Linked DNA regions of Homo sapiens: region 1 is linked to region 2. Evidence: chromatin loops called from intact Hi-C (ENCODE). Cell type or tissue: psoas muscle. All regions are shown on one strand. Links, peaks and the distances in the headings refer to the core of each region. The heading gives the core; the rest is flanking DNA.

The links. Hi-C counts contacts between places; a loop is a spot of excess contacts. Peaks named below come from ENCODE experiments on the same cell type or tissue, not always from the same donor. Only the 100,000 strongest peaks of a DNase experiment are listed, where the experiment ranks them.
Region 1: it touches region 2 in a loop (6-fold over the local background); 41 of 110 quality-filtered maps call a loop at or near these places.

The regions. Positions count from the first base shown.
Region 1 is chr3:129,173,428-129,176,346 of GRCh38, forward strand. The region is part of intron 1 of CNBP (CCHC-type zinc finger nucleic acid binding protein); the gene reads right to left. Among named protein-coding and RNA genes, the nearest start is that of CNBP, 9.0 kb to the right of the region's middle. In psoas muscle, for the core only: no CTCF peak of the experiment used is centred there; no DNase peak of the experiment used is centred there; H3K4me3 peaks cover 2,461 bases; H3K27ac peaks cover 2,500 bases.
Region 2 is chr3:129,224,884-129,227,802 of GRCh38, forward strand. No RefSeq gene overlaps it. Among named protein-coding and RNA genes, the nearest start is that of COPG1, 23 kb to the right of the region's middle. In psoas muscle, for the core only: no CTCF peak of the experiment used is centred there; DNase peaks (open chromatin) are centred at 308 and 1,708; H3K4me3 peaks cover 1,394 bases; H3K27ac peaks cover 2,500 bases.

The DNA.
Region 1 (2,919 bases), core at 153-2,652, 52 kb before region 2:
AAGCGCTAATAATAGCACCTACAGCACTGGCAACATTTGTGTTTTGTTTTCTTTTATTCTCCCCTTTCCAAATGTTTCTGTAATGTAATTTTACATTTTAAACAATGCTACTTAGAATTTCATAATAAACTCCTTTAATTGGTTATCATTTTAAAATAAAAATAAAACTCCCACTAAAGCAAATGGATTTTGTACTTATGTAACAATCTAAAAATAAATTGAGGCTATTCTTAAAATAGAATGAAATGGAATAGAACATAATGAAAACAATGCAACTACATTTTCACACTTCCATATCTAAATATTTTTACCCTTAATTCCACTGTCAAACAATGGCACACAAAGTCGTATTTTAAATATCCTCTCAAACCTAAGCACAGGCACCATCATCTAGAAAAACATATTTCCAACTGAGTAAAACTTGAGTGGATAATCGAATTAGCTAACCTAACCACAGTGCCAAAGACCCAAAACGCAGTCCGAAAAATGGCAAGGTTCTCCACTTTCAGTAACTGTTTAATCATTAACTTGTGGACAAATTTAGTGACTTAAAATTACACTGAAGTTGAGTTTCAAAAAGTTCCCATTGTCAAATATACAAAAGAAAATAACACAATACTCACTTACCCCAACTCTGTGTAATCTGATTTAGGATAAATTCTTAGAGAAATCTTTCTACTAACTCTTGCCACTTGCCTATGAACATATTACCAAAAAAATTATATGGCTATGAGTTACTGGTGCTTTCAGATATACAAAACATTTCTAGTCAGAACAAACAGCCAGTGAAGGATATTAAAAACAGATTTTTACAGAATTTGAAATAGTATCTGCTTTGTAATCATTCTTTTAACTGTACTAGTATTAGCATCCTAAATTATGTGAAGTATTTGCTGGTTTCCACCACAGAAGAGTCAGAATTAAAAAAAAAAAAAAAAAAAAAAAAACGAATGGCGGGCAGGGCACGGTGGCTCACACCTGTAATCCCAGCACTTTGGGAGGCCGACGAGGATGGTTCACCTGAGGTTGGGAGTTCGAGACCAGCCTCACCAAGAAGGAGAAACCCCGTCTCTACTAAAAATGCAAAATTAGCCAGGCTTGGTGGCTCATGCCTATAATCCCAGCTACTCAGGAGGCGGAGGCAGGATAATCTCTTGAACCCGGGAGGTGGAGGTTGTTGCAAGCCAAGCAATTGCACTCCAACGTGGGTTACAAGAGTGAAACTCCATCTCAAAAAAAAAAAAAAAAAGGCATATAAAATGGTCAAAGAAAAAAGGCTGCTTATGGCACCACTTCCTCCCCATCTTCATTTTGTATCTTCTCCAATTTAGTCAGATCAGCTTGAGCTCATTTAACTATTGATCTCAAGGAATTATTTGCACATAAATGATTACTTTTACAGTGTAATCCAGACAATTTGCAAGGCCTGAATATCTTATAATTTAATATTTAAACAAGATACATCTCTTTTAGAAAATACAAAACAAGGATGGGCACAGTGGCTCACACCTGTAATCCCAGCACTTTGGGACGCCAAGGCAGGAGGATCACCTGAGGTCAGGAGTTGGACATCAGCCTGACCAACACAGTGAAACTCCATCTCTACTAAAAACACAAAATTAGGGCAGGCGTGGTGGCTCACGCCTGTAATCTCAGCACTTTGGGAGGCAGGCGGATCATGAGGTCAGGAAATCAAGACCATCCTGGCCAACATGGTGAAACCCCAAATCTACTAAAATAAAAAAATTACCCAGGCGTGGTGGTAACGCGCCTGTAGTCCTAGCTACTCGAGAGGCTGAGGCAGGAGAATCGCTTGAACCCGGGAGGTGGAGGTTGCAGTGAGCTGAGACTGGGCCACCACACTCCAACCTGGGTGACAGAGCAAGACTCCGTCTTCAAAGAAAGAAAGAAAGAAAAAAAACTATTCTGTAAAACAGATATGCATCTCAGTGGCAAAGGCAGAACTTTACACACTAGAATATAACAGAAGTTTTAGATGTTTTGCTTTTTTTTTTTTTTTTTTGAGACAGTCTCGCTCTGTCACCAGGCTGGAGTGCGGTGGCGCCATCTTGGCTCACTGCAACCTTCACCTCCTGGGTTCAAGCGATTCCCCTGCCTCAGCCTCCCACATAGCTGGGACTACAGGCGTGCACCACCACGCCCAGGTAATTTTTTGTATTTTAGTAGAGACGGGGTTTCACCATGTTGGCCAGGATGGTCTCGATCTCCTGACCTAGTGATCCACCCGCCTTGGCCTCCCAAAGTGTTAGGATTACAGGCGTGAGCCACTGCGCCCAGCCTGTTTTGCCATTTTTAGTCACACATAATTTTGTTTACTAGAGTAAATTAATGCTAATAAAGAAAACACTAAGTCTTAAAAGGGAAGAAAAACATTAATAGCCTCCAAATGTCATCAACATGACACGTGATTTTAAAAGAGGTCTTTGAGTGGCCTTAGGTACTATGTATGCAATCTGCCCTCTCCTCCCTTTGGCTAACCCTATCGCAGTGAATCAGGTGGTCTACAGTTTCACTGGTAACTGGTCCCTTGTGATAGACTTGTCTCTTTAATAACATTATTAAACTAACCACTTTCCACAATGTTTTAGACTCACACTACTTATATTAGGCAGCAGGTCCCCATCCTAGCACTCATCTCATATGAACATTATTTAGTTTAAAGGTCTTTACAGAATTCCATGATATTCCTTAGGAAAACTAAGGTAAGGTAAGACAGCTGAGAATCATGGCTCCATGAGTCTGTCTCATTGCCTGTGACTGCTCCTGGCTGGAATTTCACTGCACTGTCCTGGTCTCCCCTGCTCCTTTTCCACCTGTCACAACTTTTTCCAACCTTCACGGGCCAACTCAAATGCCAACTCTATAAAAGAATCTGACTACATCTCCCAGCCTGGAACT
Region 2 (2,919 bases), core at 273-2,772:
TTCCAAAAAGATACACATCAAGAATGGGAGGAACGAACTTTTAATTTATTTTCTCAGTTTCCGGATGCTCTATCTTCTTTTTCAAATTATAAAAATTCTCTTTTTTAAATACAAGCTGACTGGGTTGTCCCTGAAACACATTAGCTCAAGCTTCTGACCTTTGGAAAGCAAATCAGAGACTATGTTGCGAAAGAATTGTAATCAGCCTCGGTGACTGTGAGAGTTATTTAGGACACAGCCTCTTGCTCAGTTACAGCTCCAGCCTAGGGCCAGCAGGGCACTGGGACATGCTGGCAGCCACTGCATACTGGGCACCGGAAGGAGGATCTGCAGCAAGCTGGGACGTGGAAGGAAGCCACAGGACTTCCTCTGCAAGCTCTGCCAAGCCAAACGAGTATTATCTGCCCTCGAGTTTGTTTTTGCCATGGCTAAACACGGACTGCAAGTTGAACGTAATCCAAGCAGATCATTTCCCTGCAATTTTAAAAAGCAACGTAAATCCTAGACTTGACATGGTTCAAATCAGCTGGAGCAGGGCATCTCAGGGAGTAAGAGAGACTTGGGCTACTTCTAATTTTGTTTATTGATATGAAGAAATAGTAAATACAACTTAAAAATTTTGGTATGCTGTATTTTATTTATGAATTGCTTTTAGAGACAGGGTCTCAGTCTGTCTCCTGGGCTGGAGTGCAGTGGCACAATCATAGCTCACTGCAGCCTTGAACTTCTGGGCTCAAGCAATCCTCCTTCAGCCTCCCAAAGTGCTGGGATTATAGGTGTGAGCCACCGTGCCTGGCCAGGTAAGCTTATTTTAAAATAGTAATATACATTTTTTAAACCTTTAGTCACCTTTTCAAGTAAAGCACCTCTACATTTAAAACAATGGAGTTAGCCAGTCATGGTGGCTCATGCCTATAATCCCAATTTTAGGTAGGCTGAGGCGGGAGGATCAGTTGAAGCCAGAAGTTCAAGACCAGCCTTGGCAACAAAGTGATACCCCATTTCTACAAAAATTGTTTTTTTAAAAAAGTTAGCTAGGCATGGTGTATGCCTGTAGTCCCAGCTACTGGGGAGGCTGAGGTAGGGGGATCACTTGAGCCTATGAGCAGAGATCATACTACTGCACTCCAGTCTAGGTGACAGAATGAGAACCTGTCTTTTTTTTTTTTTTGAGATGGGGTCTCGCTCTGTCGCCAGGCTGGAGTGCAGTGGCGCAGTCTTGGCTCACTGCAACCTCTGCCTCCTGGGTTCAAGCGATTCTCCTGCCTCAGCCTCCCAAGTAGCTGGGATTACAGGCACGTGCCACCATGCCCAGCTAATTTTTGTATTTTTAGTAGAGATGGGGTTTCACCATGTTGGCCAGGCTGGTCTTGAACTCCTGACCTCATGATCTGCCCGCCTCAGCCTCCCAAAGTGCTGGGATTACAGGCATGAGCCACCGTGCCCGGCCTGAGACCCTGTCTTAAAAACAACAACAACAAAAATCCCACAAAATACAATGGAGTCCATTGTTAATTTGAAAAAGTATAGTAAACACACAGAAACATTTTATATATATCCTATCACGCATAGTGTATTTCAGATGTTATGGTTGGATAAAGAAAGACAAATTCAAGGTAATATGATAAGCATCTTCTTTTAGTCCTGCCAGCGTGTCTCTGACTCATGCACACCCTTGTATGGAGAGGAAGCTCTTGGAGAGTGCGCAGGCTGGCCACCCGCCCATGACATGCCCTGCTGTGGGAAAGCCAGAGCAGGGAGTGGATAGAGCCTGTGACTTGGAATCAAAAGACTCAGGGCGGAATTGCAGCTCTGCCATTTCTTGTGTCAACTCTAAGCCTGTATCATCCACTGTAAGATGGAGATAGTAATAAAACCTTCTTCGCAGAGTTGTGGGGAAGATTCACCAAGATTAACACATAGGAAAGCCCACAGCACACTTTAGCATGTAGGTTGCCCAAATGTTTGCTCCCTTTGACTGTCTCTTCCTGGCTGGATGTGAGGATTATGTTGGATGGTGTACGTGAAAACAAATGTTAGTTATAATTAGAAATGGGTAACAGGGTCCTGAATCTAATTCAAGACACCACATCTGATTGTGTGTATGTTGTGTCAGAGTGTCTGCAACAGGTTGTTAGTCCTCCAATGCTACGATATTTTTTAACCTCCTTCTGAGCCCCTCCCTGTCTGGCAGTCCCTAGACCTAGCTAGCTTCTCAGAATAGGTTCTGGAAATGCAGAGAACATTCAGGAGGCAGGCTCACGGCCTGAAAAATAAGGGTCGCAGCTCCTGACTCAACTAATACTTCAAGGCAGCGTCCAAAGGTCCAACAAGACAACTCACTGCATGCTCCCTCACACGTTGTCGGCAGGCTGGAGTGCAGTGGCGCAATCTCCGCTCACTGCAAGCTCCGCCTCCTGGGTTCACGCCATTCTCCTGCCTCAGCCTCCCGAGTAGCTGGGACTACAGGCGCCCGCCACCACGCCCGGCTAATTTTTTGTATTTTTAGTAGAGAGGTTTCACCGTGTTAGCCAGGATGGTCTCGATCTCCTGACCTCATGATTCACCCACCTTACCTTCCCAAAGTGCTGGGATTACAGGCGTGAGCCACCGTGCCTGGCCTTCCCTCAAAGATTCGGAGGTAATTTCAATTCTCCTACATCACCACTGTAGCATTGTCACACTGAGGAAAATTAAGTATATTTAGACAGAATCTTTGAACAAGGGTTTTGGGAAAGGAGATAACTGATATCTGAAATCACAAGAAATTCAGCCAGGGTGCTAGGCCAAATGTAGGCTGTGGGAAGGAAAGGGCTTTGTGCTTCTTGAAGGCCAGGACAAATGCTTGAAGTTAGCATCATTCAAAGGTGTGCTTAAAGCCATCTGTGGGAGACCTCAGCTGCCTGGATCTTGAGTACG